Regions from separate parts of the Homo sapiens genome. Here region 1 is linked to region 2. Evidence: read pairs that join two places in POLR2A ChIA-PET (ENCODE). Cell type or tissue: Panc1. All regions are shown on one strand. Each heading gives the region's core, and the rest is flanking DNA. Links, peaks and the distances in the headings are about the cores only.

Evidence for each region. ChIA-PET counts read pairs that join two places held together with the same protein. Peaks named below come from ENCODE experiments on the same cell type or tissue, not always from the same donor. Only the 100,000 strongest peaks of a DNase experiment are listed, where the experiment ranks them.
Region 1: POLR2A ChIA-PET joins it to region 2 with 12 read pairs; 5 of 35 experiments call an interaction of 5 or more read pairs at or near these places.

The regions. Positions count from the first base shown.
Region 1 is chr12:116,388,121-116,393,502 of GRCh38, reverse strand. No RefSeq gene overlaps it. Among named protein-coding and RNA genes, the nearest start is that of MIR4472-2, 38 kb to the left of the region's middle. In Panc1, for the core only: no CTCF peak of the experiment used is centred there; a DNase peak (open chromatin) is centred at 3,352; H3K27ac peaks cover 5,000 bases.
Region 2 is chr12:116,134,029-116,139,410 of GRCh38, reverse strand. The region is part of intron 2 of MED13L (mediator complex subunit 13L); the gene reads left to right. Among named protein-coding and RNA genes, the nearest start is that of MIR620, 12 kb to the left of the region's middle. In Panc1, for the core only: no CTCF peak of the experiment used is centred there; no DNase peak of the experiment used is centred there; H3K27ac peaks cover 726 bases.

The DNA of each region.
Region 1 (5,382 bases), core at 233-5,232, 250 kb before region 2:
CTGCTTCCTGGCCGTGTTTCCCCAGTCTCTCGCCCACCCAGACACGGGCAGCAGGGTTCTGCTTCCACCTGCCAGCAGTATGAATAATGCATTATACATAAAACAATGCACAAATGCAATGAGAGAAAAAGAACATTCTCAGTACTTTTGCATATATCGTCTTCACAAAATAGTTACCGTTACTATTCTTGTCTTCAGATGAGGAAACTGATGCTCAGAGAAGCTAAATAACTTGCCCAAGGTCATACAGCCAGATGAGCTGGGTTTTGAACTGAGACCTGCTTAATCCCAGACATGCTGGGTTAGAATCTAGACTCAGCCACTTGCTAACTGTGTGAAACTGAACTTGTTACTTTTTTAAACAATTTTTTAAATTTTAATTTTATTTCTTTCTTTATTTTTTAGAGACAGGGTCTAGCTCTGTCACACAGGCTAGGGTGCAGTGATACAATCATAGCTCACAGCAGCCTCAAACTCCTGAGCTCAAGGGATCCTCCTGCCTCAACCTCCCAAGTTAGCTGGGACTACTGAACTTGTTTCTTCTTTTTTTTGAAACAGAGTCTTGCTCTCTTACCCAGGCTGGAGTGCAGTGGCTGGATCTCGGCTCACTGCAGTCTCCACCTCCTGGGTTCAAGCAATTCTCCTGCCTCAGCCTCTCTAGTAGCTGTGACTACAGGCATGCACCACCATGTCCAGCTAATTTTTGTATTTTTAGTAGAGACAGGGTTTCACCGTGTTGACCAGGCTGGTCTCAAACTCCTGACCTCAAGTGATCCACCCGCCTCGGCCTCCTAAAGTGCTGGGATTACAGGCATGAGCCACCATGCCCGGCCCTGAATTTGTTTCTTACCCTCTCTTCACCTCCATTTCTGAATCTATAAAAGAGAAATAATAAAATGCCAGTCTCAGAAGGTTGTTGTTTAAGGATTCCATGGGGTTCCTGTGTAAAGCCATCGCTTGGCACATAGTAAGTGCTCAATAAATGACAGCCAGTATTGTCAATGTCAGTGCTGGTTATAGCAAATTTGTATTCAGAGTACATCACGCTCAGCTCAGCACTCCACCAGGAGAGGGTTTTGTTTGTTTGGTTAGTTTTCTAAAACAATTGCTCATTTTTATTTTATTTTGAGCCAGCGTTCTCTCTCTGAGTGGACCTAGACGTGCATTCCGGGGCTGTTTCTATTTGCAGTCTGAAGTCAGGCCTGGGGCTTGTGGCTGTTTTTGCCATCTGGTCTGGGGCGAAAGGGCAAATCTGCAAAGTCTCTCTGTTGTGGCCAGCGAGGGAGTCCCATCCCCATGAAGTCTGTCTTTTGCAGCAAGCTTGATTCTTTGAAAAGTTGAAGATCTCCAGGCTCTGAAGGCTCAGTCAAAGGGAAAATGCCTTCTCCTCTGGCTTATTTGCTCAGGGTTTAAAAGGTATTTCTGGGCTTTGGCTAAGAGGAAATTTAGCTTTCGAGCAAATCCTTGTGCATTGGTTTTCTGTAAACATCTAAATGTGGTGTGAGCAGCTCGGAGCCCACTCTGCCTGGCTTTTCCCAGATTTTACAGCCAATTGGGATGATGTGAAGTCAGCGTGATATTTGTAGAGTGGCATCTGTTTGACAGGCAGGTTCCTGATGTTACTGCTAGGGTTGTCCCCCCAGATCCATACTGGAGATATGCAAAGCGAGCTGGAGTGAGTTGGGAGAGGATGAAGGACTGAGTCACGTGAATAAGACCTTCTTCCCATCATCATCCAGGAAGTGTCCTTGTGGGCAAAGGACCTCTGAGATGAGAGGTTCATTCAGTCACTTCCACAAATATTTACTGAGGACCTATGGTGTGCCAGGCCCTGCACCCAAAGCAAGGGAATAGACCTTCATGAAGCTTGAGTTCTGGTGGAGGCAAGCCCTTTCCCAAGGCAACTCGAGACCAAAATATGATTATGTAAAAAAAAAAACCACTTCTTATAGCTGCCACCTGTAGTCCCAGCTACTCAGGAGGCTAAGGTGGGAGGATTACTTGAGCCCGGGAGTTCAAGTCAGCAGTGAGCTAGGATTGCACCAATACACTTCTTAAAACATCTGTATGAGTAAAGGTAGCTAACTGCTGTAAAAACAACCCCATCTCAGTGAGTACCCCAGTAAAGGTTGAGGTCCAAACCACAGTCCAATACAGCTCAATTGGGAGGTTGGAAAGAGCTTTGCTCCATGCAGTCACTCAGGGATCCAGGCATCCTCCATTTGATAGTTTCATTGTCCTTCAAGATCTCAGGATCTTCCAAGGGACTCTCTGCTGTGTCTGGCCAGCAGATATAGGATCACAGGATTTTGTTTTTTTTAAGGCTCAACCTGGAAGTGACCTTCATCACTTACTCCCACATTCCATTAGTCAGCGCTCAGCAATTGCCGGGGCCCCTTTGTGTGTCTCAGAGCCTGAATATAAGATTTGGTGAACCCACAGCATTGTCTCTGTCACAGGATCTATTGCCTGGGACCATGTGTGCACCCTGGAGAGAGTGACCATGGTGCTCATGGTAAGTGTGGCTAACAAAAATGGCACACCCACATCCCAAGTGCCAGCTCTCTGCTCTCTCTGCTCACAGTGAAGACAGAGTGTCCTCTGAGCCCAGACTCCTGTCCCTGCACCCAGCTCTGCTCTGCAGTAATTGAGACTCCTTGGGCAACTTGTCTCCCTTCTCCAAATCTCAGTTTGCTCAGCTGGAAAATAGAGATGCTAATCACAGCACTCACGTCACAGGTGTTTTGTGTGACAAGTGAGTAAGATGGGAGAGAAGAAGCAAGTTCTAAGTCCAATGCCTGCCTTGTGATCAATACCTTATAAATATGGGTCATGATGCAATATTTTCAAGTCCAGACTCAGGGCTGGCTTCCCTCTGCCACTTGTGCACTGTTTAATGACTTGTGGCCAGGTCACCTTGACCTGCCCTAGCTTCAATCTCTGAATCTCTGAAATAAAGTACTCATTATCCCTGCCCTGCAGAGCAGTGTTAGGATCAAAGACAATAAATAAAGCAGGTAAAAGGCTTACCACGCAGCTTGACACGTAATACGTGCTCAATCAGGATTAGTTATTATTATTATTATATAAGCACTTTTACATATTACCTCATTTAATTCTCACATCTACTCTCTGAGACAGAAAACAACAGGTAGGGTTGCCCATTTGTGTATGTTCCAGAAACAATCACGTATTCTGGGAATGAATGAATGCAGGGAGGAATGAATGAATCACCACGATAATTTGTGTCTTCTGCGACAGTGGGTGCATAGTCTCTATTTCTCGGAGCAATGGTGATGTCTGCCAAAATAAATTAACTTTCCCACATCAATGACTCATTTGGCAGGAATAACAGCCTTGCAAACTGAATAGAGAATGAAGAAGGAGGACGCCTCAGGCAGGGGGAGAGAGAGGAGTTTGTAATGACTCAAGATACAAGAACCAGCTTCTTATTCATTCTCTTTCTCTCCCTAACCAAAAATGTAGGCCCTTATATACATATACAGTTTTTGAGACAGGGGCTCGCTGTCACCCAGGCTGGAGTGCAGTGGCACCATCTTGGCTTACTGCAACCTCCGCCTCCCAGGCTTAAGTGATCCTCCCACCTCAGCCTCCCCAGTAGCTGGGACTATAGACGTGAGCCACTGAGCCCAGCCAGCCTGATATACATATTTAACCTTTTAAACTGGAGAAGTGGAAGTTCCACGCTATTAAGTGGCTTTGGATATCAGAACCATAAAAAGAAGCTTACAGACAGCATCATGTAACCTTTGCTGGGTGGACAGGGGTCCAGGACAGGACAGGTGTCCAGGACATCATGTGACCTTTGCTGGGTGGACAGGGGGTCCAGGACAGGACATGGGTCCAGGACAGGACATGGGTCCAGGACAGGACAGGGGTCCAGGACATCATGTGACCTTTGCTAGGTGGACAGGGGTTCAGCGCTCACACCATGTGTGGCAGGGCCAGCGCTGGGCCCCAGGACACCTGACTTCCATCCAGTGCTCCTTCCTTATCCCACTGCTTCTGGATCGATGCAGGATCTTCTCAGACACTTCCGCCACCTGGCCATTCTCACACTCTGCTCAAGACTCCTTCCATGGCCGGGGAAACTTCAGGACAGAGCAAAGAAAGATCAAAGACTGAGACTGCAGATCCTCACGAGGAAGAATAAAGGAGTTGGGAGGAGATGGCTAAGATGGACTTAATTACCTACTTCTCATCTGCATGAGGGTTGTATGAGGAGGCAAGTTATCTGCCCTCTTAAACACTGCACAAATGATATTTACCAATTGATGAGTTTTAGGCTCTTCTGACGTTTGCTGAGTTCATGATTCATTCACAAGAGGGACTTTGAATCTACTTAAAAATACTCGTGGAGCTGAAAGAAGCAACAACTTAACGCTAGGTCCACACAGTTCAGGAAGAACCGCAGCTCAGGTGTGGGATGAATAAGGTTAATTTAACACCACACTTCATCCTTTTGAAAAGAGTGGCTCCATTTGTGTGTGTGTGTGTGTGTGTGTGTGTGTGTGTGTGGCGGGAGGGTGGAGGGTAGGAATGGCGTTTCATTCTTGGGATAAATGAAAGATTAATTCTAAAGTCTTATTTAAATAACTCTCGAAGAGGCGCTAGAGATGAAATTACTCTTAATTGGCCAACTTAGCACTAGCTCTTGAATGCTCAAGTGAGTGGAATGAGATTTCAGTCTGTTTAAAACTTTAACTTGTCATCTTCTTGTCTCACTCCCTCCTTTCCAGGCCAAGGACTTACTACTCTTCTATTGGAACCAACTCCAACAACCTTCTGCTTCTACTAATCAGACACAAGGCAGCATCTGGGGTGGGAGTAGGTTGGAAAGGAGTGAGCTTCTGTTTTATTTTTCCTTCTTCAGCAATCGCGAAGGTATATCCACGCAGTAGAGATGACATGACCTGGAATCGAATTCTGGCTCCACCACTGCCTAGCCATTGATCTCGGCCAAATCACTTAGCATTCCTAAGCCTCAGTCGCTTCTGTGTTAAAAGGGCTTATAATACCTACCACAAATGTTGTGATCAGTGGTGCTGGTCAATGTTTAATAACTAGTTCTCTGGAGGAAAACCCTGGTATATAGCATTTGCCCATTTCTATGGTGTAAATACTCCCACCAAAGTCAATCTCAAACTCCCAAGGGGAGGTCACTGAACACAGAGTTGGGAAGACAGGCACAGGAGCAGACACTGTAGAGAATTTTCACCAAACAGATATCATAATCTTAAGAGCATAGGTAATGGGAGAACATAGTAAATTAAGAAGTGAGGAGTTTTAGTGTTATTACTTTTATCTTTCAATTCAATGTATCTATTTAATTGTAAGTTTATATAATTTTTTATTTTTTTT
Region 2 (5,382 bases), core at 269-5,268:
CTCTAGAGAATGTGATACCCTTCTTTGAAAAAAGAAGAATCTGCATTATAATGCATTGTTTCCAGGTGAGTGTAATTTAGCGAACCTATAAGTTTTCATCAATCATCATTGAATTGCTGTGTGTTTTATCTTTTAGTTTATGCAACAGTGACATATAGGACACTGTATAAAGTTTACTTTTTTCAAACCGTGAAATGTTGGCATAGTTAAGATTTGAGACGCATACTCTGTGATGTTCTTGACTCAGGGGGTCTTTGCTTAGCAGTGTGAGGGCTTGGCATATAAGTGCATTTATGTTTTTCTAGTGAAAGTTCAGTGTCTCATCTACAGTCCAGTCTCTTCTTGACCACTTTTATTAAAACAAAGGTGGTAATCATTGTGGATTCAGAAATTCCAGGAATATGTCTCAACTATGTTAGGTTTCATGGTGTCCTTCATTAACCAAATGTGTGAATCACCCTGAATTTAAGCAGTTACTAGTCAAATAGGCACTTAAGGGAGGTTTGATTTGAAATCACTTTTTTCTTCCCTTTCATCTTAAATACTAAAGAGAACATCCCAAGTCAGAGATTTTAGTTATCTTAAAACACTTTGAACTTTACTGGCTTAGAATGATTGGTTAAACACAATGAAACAAAAAATGCTGCAGAATAAAGTGTTCACACATTTCACTGTCAATGACTAACATTTGCTTAGAATTTTCTGTTAGGTCACAATATTGCAGATGTTTTTTGAGGAATTATGACTTGACCAAGGTCAGACATGTGTTAATTGAGCTTCCCCAGATTTGTCCTGATGGCCACAAACAAGTCTGTGGGAAGACAGCAGCAGCTTAATTTACCACCCACCTTACTGAATCATAAAACTCTAGAGCTAGATGGAACCCATAAAAAGACGCTGTAGCTTTGTGAGCATTCCAGCTTGGCCGCTGCTTCCCTTGCAGAAAAGAACATTGAGAGAGAATTCCAGGGACCACCCAAGAGGTCTTCAGTTCTTTCACTTTCTTTACAGCTTCAATGTTGTTACCACCCTTCCCTGTCCTGTACTCCAGTCCCTGTACGTAACAGCAACAAACCCTGATATGTAAAAAGTCCTTGAAAATTATTGAAATTAAAATTTTTTTCTCCTAAGTCTAGGCTTTAAATACCTAAACAATAGGGCTATGTTTTATAAAATTTATTTTGTAGAGTATTTAGATCCTTCTAGATTTTAACAAATATAGAATTGAAATAATGGGTTTTAAAAATTTATGTCAGGCCGGGCGTGGTGGCTCACGCCTGCAATCCCAGCACTTTGGGAGGCTGAGGCGGGCGGATTGCCTGAGGTCAGGAGTTCGAGACCAGCCTGGCCAACATGGTAAAACCCTGTCTCTACTAAAAATACAAAATTAGCCGGATGTAGTGGCAGGCGCCTGTAATCCCAGCTACTCGGGAGGCTGAGGCAGGAGAATTGCTTGAACCTGGGAGGCGGAGGTTGCAGTGAGCTGAGATCGCACCATTGCACTCCAGCCTGGGCAACAAGAGCAAAACTCCATCTCAAAAAAAAAAAAAAAAAAAAATTACCTCATTATAAAGGTATAAAAGTAACAAGCATTTATTGAGCTCTTACTGTTTCCAAGGTACAACACCGTATTTTTTAGACAAGTTTATACAAGTTGTCTGTATTCTCAGAAATACCATAGTCTAGATGGAGGCAAAATAACGCTGGGTGCAGTCTGCTGCTTAATCTTCAATATAAGAATATACTTGGAAAGCTTGTTAATAGATTCCAAAGCCTGTTTCCCTGGGATTTTAATGTCACTTGGAGTACCTCATAATTTATGAGTACTTCAAAATTATGAGTACCTCATAATTTTTACCCAGCTTTCACATCCTCTGTGATTCTGAAACCCCGTGAGTTTCCAAAGGCCCATACTTTGTTTAATACTGGTGTTACAAAGCAGACCAGAGTTTTCTGTTTCTAGCTCATTCATTTGTTATCTTTTTGGCCTTGAGAAAATTACATAATTCCTGTTACTTGATTTCTATATCTGTAAAGTGGAGATTATATTTGTCTACCTCATAAGAGTATTATGGAGGTGAATTATGTTATTGGAACACAAATTATCACTGAGTAATTGATAGCTACTGCCATTGTTGTCCTCATCTTTATCATACCACCACCACTACTTCCATTATCACTACATCATCATTCATCTTAGTGACAAGAAGGATGCACAAAATAGCGAACAATGTCAAGCAGCAGGTGTAGGAATGGCATAGACAATATCTGGTAGTTTAGAGATGCTCAAAATTTGGGCTGCAGTGGCCTGAGATGTTCATACAGGGAATGAAGAATGAAAAGGATTTAGCCATGTAAAGACAGAGTTGGAAGGAGAAGACTATTCCAACACAGAATTATTTCAAAATAACTTATTTTTGGTTTTTAAATTTTTACTGATGATTTACCTCAATTGTCTTCTGTTTATGTTAACTTAAAATAATTGGTGTGGTTCACCTAGGATCTCAAGTTTATTCAGGAAAATCAAATGTTCATGAAAGTGTGCATGTAATATGTGTTACTATGTTGTGAAGGTCACCAGTTTATGTTCACTCTTATTAATGTAAACACTTGATTATATTATGCTTCTAGCTACTATATGATTATAAAACTGAAATGGTTTTATAGGTTAAATATAATCAAAACTATAGCTGATAAAAATACAGATTAAGAGCATAATATTATATGCCACCTGATGTTTACTTGAACGCAGGTTTCTGTTCATAGCAAAAATTTGGTACTGACTTCTTAGAAACAAATCTGTTTAATTTTGGCTTGCCTGTTCTGTGGATGGTGTGATGACTCAAGTCTTCCACCATTTCCTCTTGTTTGAAATGCTGTAAAACTTTAGCATAACTTACTGTGGCTTCATTTGGCGTGAATGCATCGTTCTTTCTCTCTCTCTCCCTCTCTCTCATACACACACACATACACACTTATTTTTTGGTCTGTGTTCTCTTCTCATTAGCCTTGAGATTGTGTGGTGATACTCAGTTATGAGAAGATCATTCTGATGAGCACAAATAAGCATTAATTTTAAGCTTAAGGATTTTCTAGAGCCCCAATTTGAGAAACACTTATTTGCATGGTAGATATGAAGGGACCATAGCACTTAGTTCAGTTTCCTCATTAAACATCAAGAGACACAACAACAGCCAAAAGAATCTTTGAGGCCGGGTGCAGTGGCTCACGCCTGTAATCCCAGCACTTTGGAAGGCCGAGGCAGGTGGATCATGAGGTCAGAAATTCAAGACCAGCCTGGCCAAGATGGTGAAACTCCATCTCTACTAAAAATACAAAAATTAGCCGGGCATGGTGGCGGGTGCCTGTAATCCCAGCTACTCGGGAGGCTGAGGCAGAGAATTGTTTGAACCCAGGAGGCGGAGGTTGCAGTGAGCCGAGATCGTGCCACTGCACTCCAGCCTGGGCAACAGAGTGAGACTCTGTCCACCAAAAAAAAAAAAAAAAGGGAATCTTTGAAAAACAGCCCCACTTGAAGCAGCACAGTGGCTTCTGTGTATACTGAACATAGTTTCTGGATAACTCATCAAGGATCACAAAACTGATCAGCTAGCCTTTGTGTATCTGATTGACTTATACTAAAGTTTCTTCCTGCTTTAGGGACATGTACTTGCTCCTCTCCCTATTTGAATAGCTATTCCTTCATCTCACGAGCCTGGTTCCTTGATAGCATTAGGTCTTAGAACAAATACTACTTCCTTATATTATAGTGTGATCTTACCACTTGCTCCAGTTATCCTTTGCTGTGTAACAAACCACCCCAAATTTGGTGGCATAAAATGGCAACCATTTCATTATGTTCACAGGTTCTTTAGGTCAAGAATTTGGAAAGGGCATAATAGATATGGTTTGTTTCAGCACTGTGATGTCTCGACCTTCAGCTGGCAAAGCTAGTATAATTGAATGGCTGGGTGCCAAGATCATCTGGAGGCCTTTTTATTCACATTTGTGACTCATGTGAGGGCATGGATGAGCTAGGATTGTTGACTGGAGTCCCTACAAGTAGCCTTTCCATGTAACTTAGGCTTCCTTTCAGCATAGTGGCCTCAGAGGAGTTAGATTTATTACTCAGGACTTTCAGAGCGAGTGTTCCAGTGAATGAGATGGAAGCTTGCATGGCTTTTCTAACCTACCCATAGAGATTATGTGTTGTCACTTGCTTTTTTGTTTGTTTGTTTGTTTGAGACGGGGTCTCGCTCTGTTGCCTAGGCTGGAGTACAGTGGCACAATCTCAGCTCACTGCAACCTCTGCCTCCCAGGCTCAAGTGATTCTCCTGTCTCAGCCTCCCTAGTAGCTGGGGCTACAAGCACATGCCACCACACCCGGATAATTTTTTGTATTTTTAGTAGCGGCAGGGTTTCACAGTGTTAGCCAGGATGGTCTCCATCTCCTGACCTCGTGATCCGCCTGCCTCAGTCTCCCAAAGTGCTGGGGTTACAGGTGTGAGCCACTGCGCCCGGCCACATGGTGTTGCTTTCATCCTACTCCTTCCTTGAAGCAACCATAAATCCTATTTTTTAAGGGAAAGAAATACAGGCCTTACCTCTCAGTGGGAGGAGTGTCAGACACTTGGGGTCTTGTTTTAAAACTGGCGTATCATCGTAAATAGCATAACATGGTTAACATGGGTTAAAAGACATGTTGTCTTTTAGGTAAATAAGGTAAAAGACTTAATTGCATTTAACTTGCATTTAACAGGGGTTTGAATAATTTTATATAAGTAAAATTATTACTCTCTGCCTCTCTCAACTAAAATGAAAGTTTTATGAAAAATCTGTTCACTGCTGAATTTTCAGCCCCTATAATAGTGCCTAAGATATCATATCCATTCACTTGCTGAATGAATAGATACATGAATTAAAATTCAGCCACATAGCCAGTTTGCTTCACCGCTGAGACCGTCCTAGTACCCTGTTATATCACCAGGGTTCTCATAAAAATTTTCTTATTAATATGTAATATAAATTGTAAATTCAGCATTTCATTTCACTGAATCTGTATCTTTTTGTTCATAATGTGCTTTCTAAAATGAAATCGGGTGCCTTTGAAATTTAGTTCGTCTCTCAGTATACTGCTTCTACCTTAATGATTTATCATCCAACACTAATCATCCAGATTATGTTACTGCAAAACTAGTGTGAAGTACAATAATTTTGTTTTTGTGAATGAGTTATGAATCTACTCTGCCTGGGACAGTGGTTGCACTGGATGTATATCATCTAATATCAAAACTCAGTAGCAAAAAACAGTTTATTTTATTATGCCTATGGACTCTGTGGGTCAGAACTTAAGACAGGGCACAATAGGGACCAGTAGTTTTT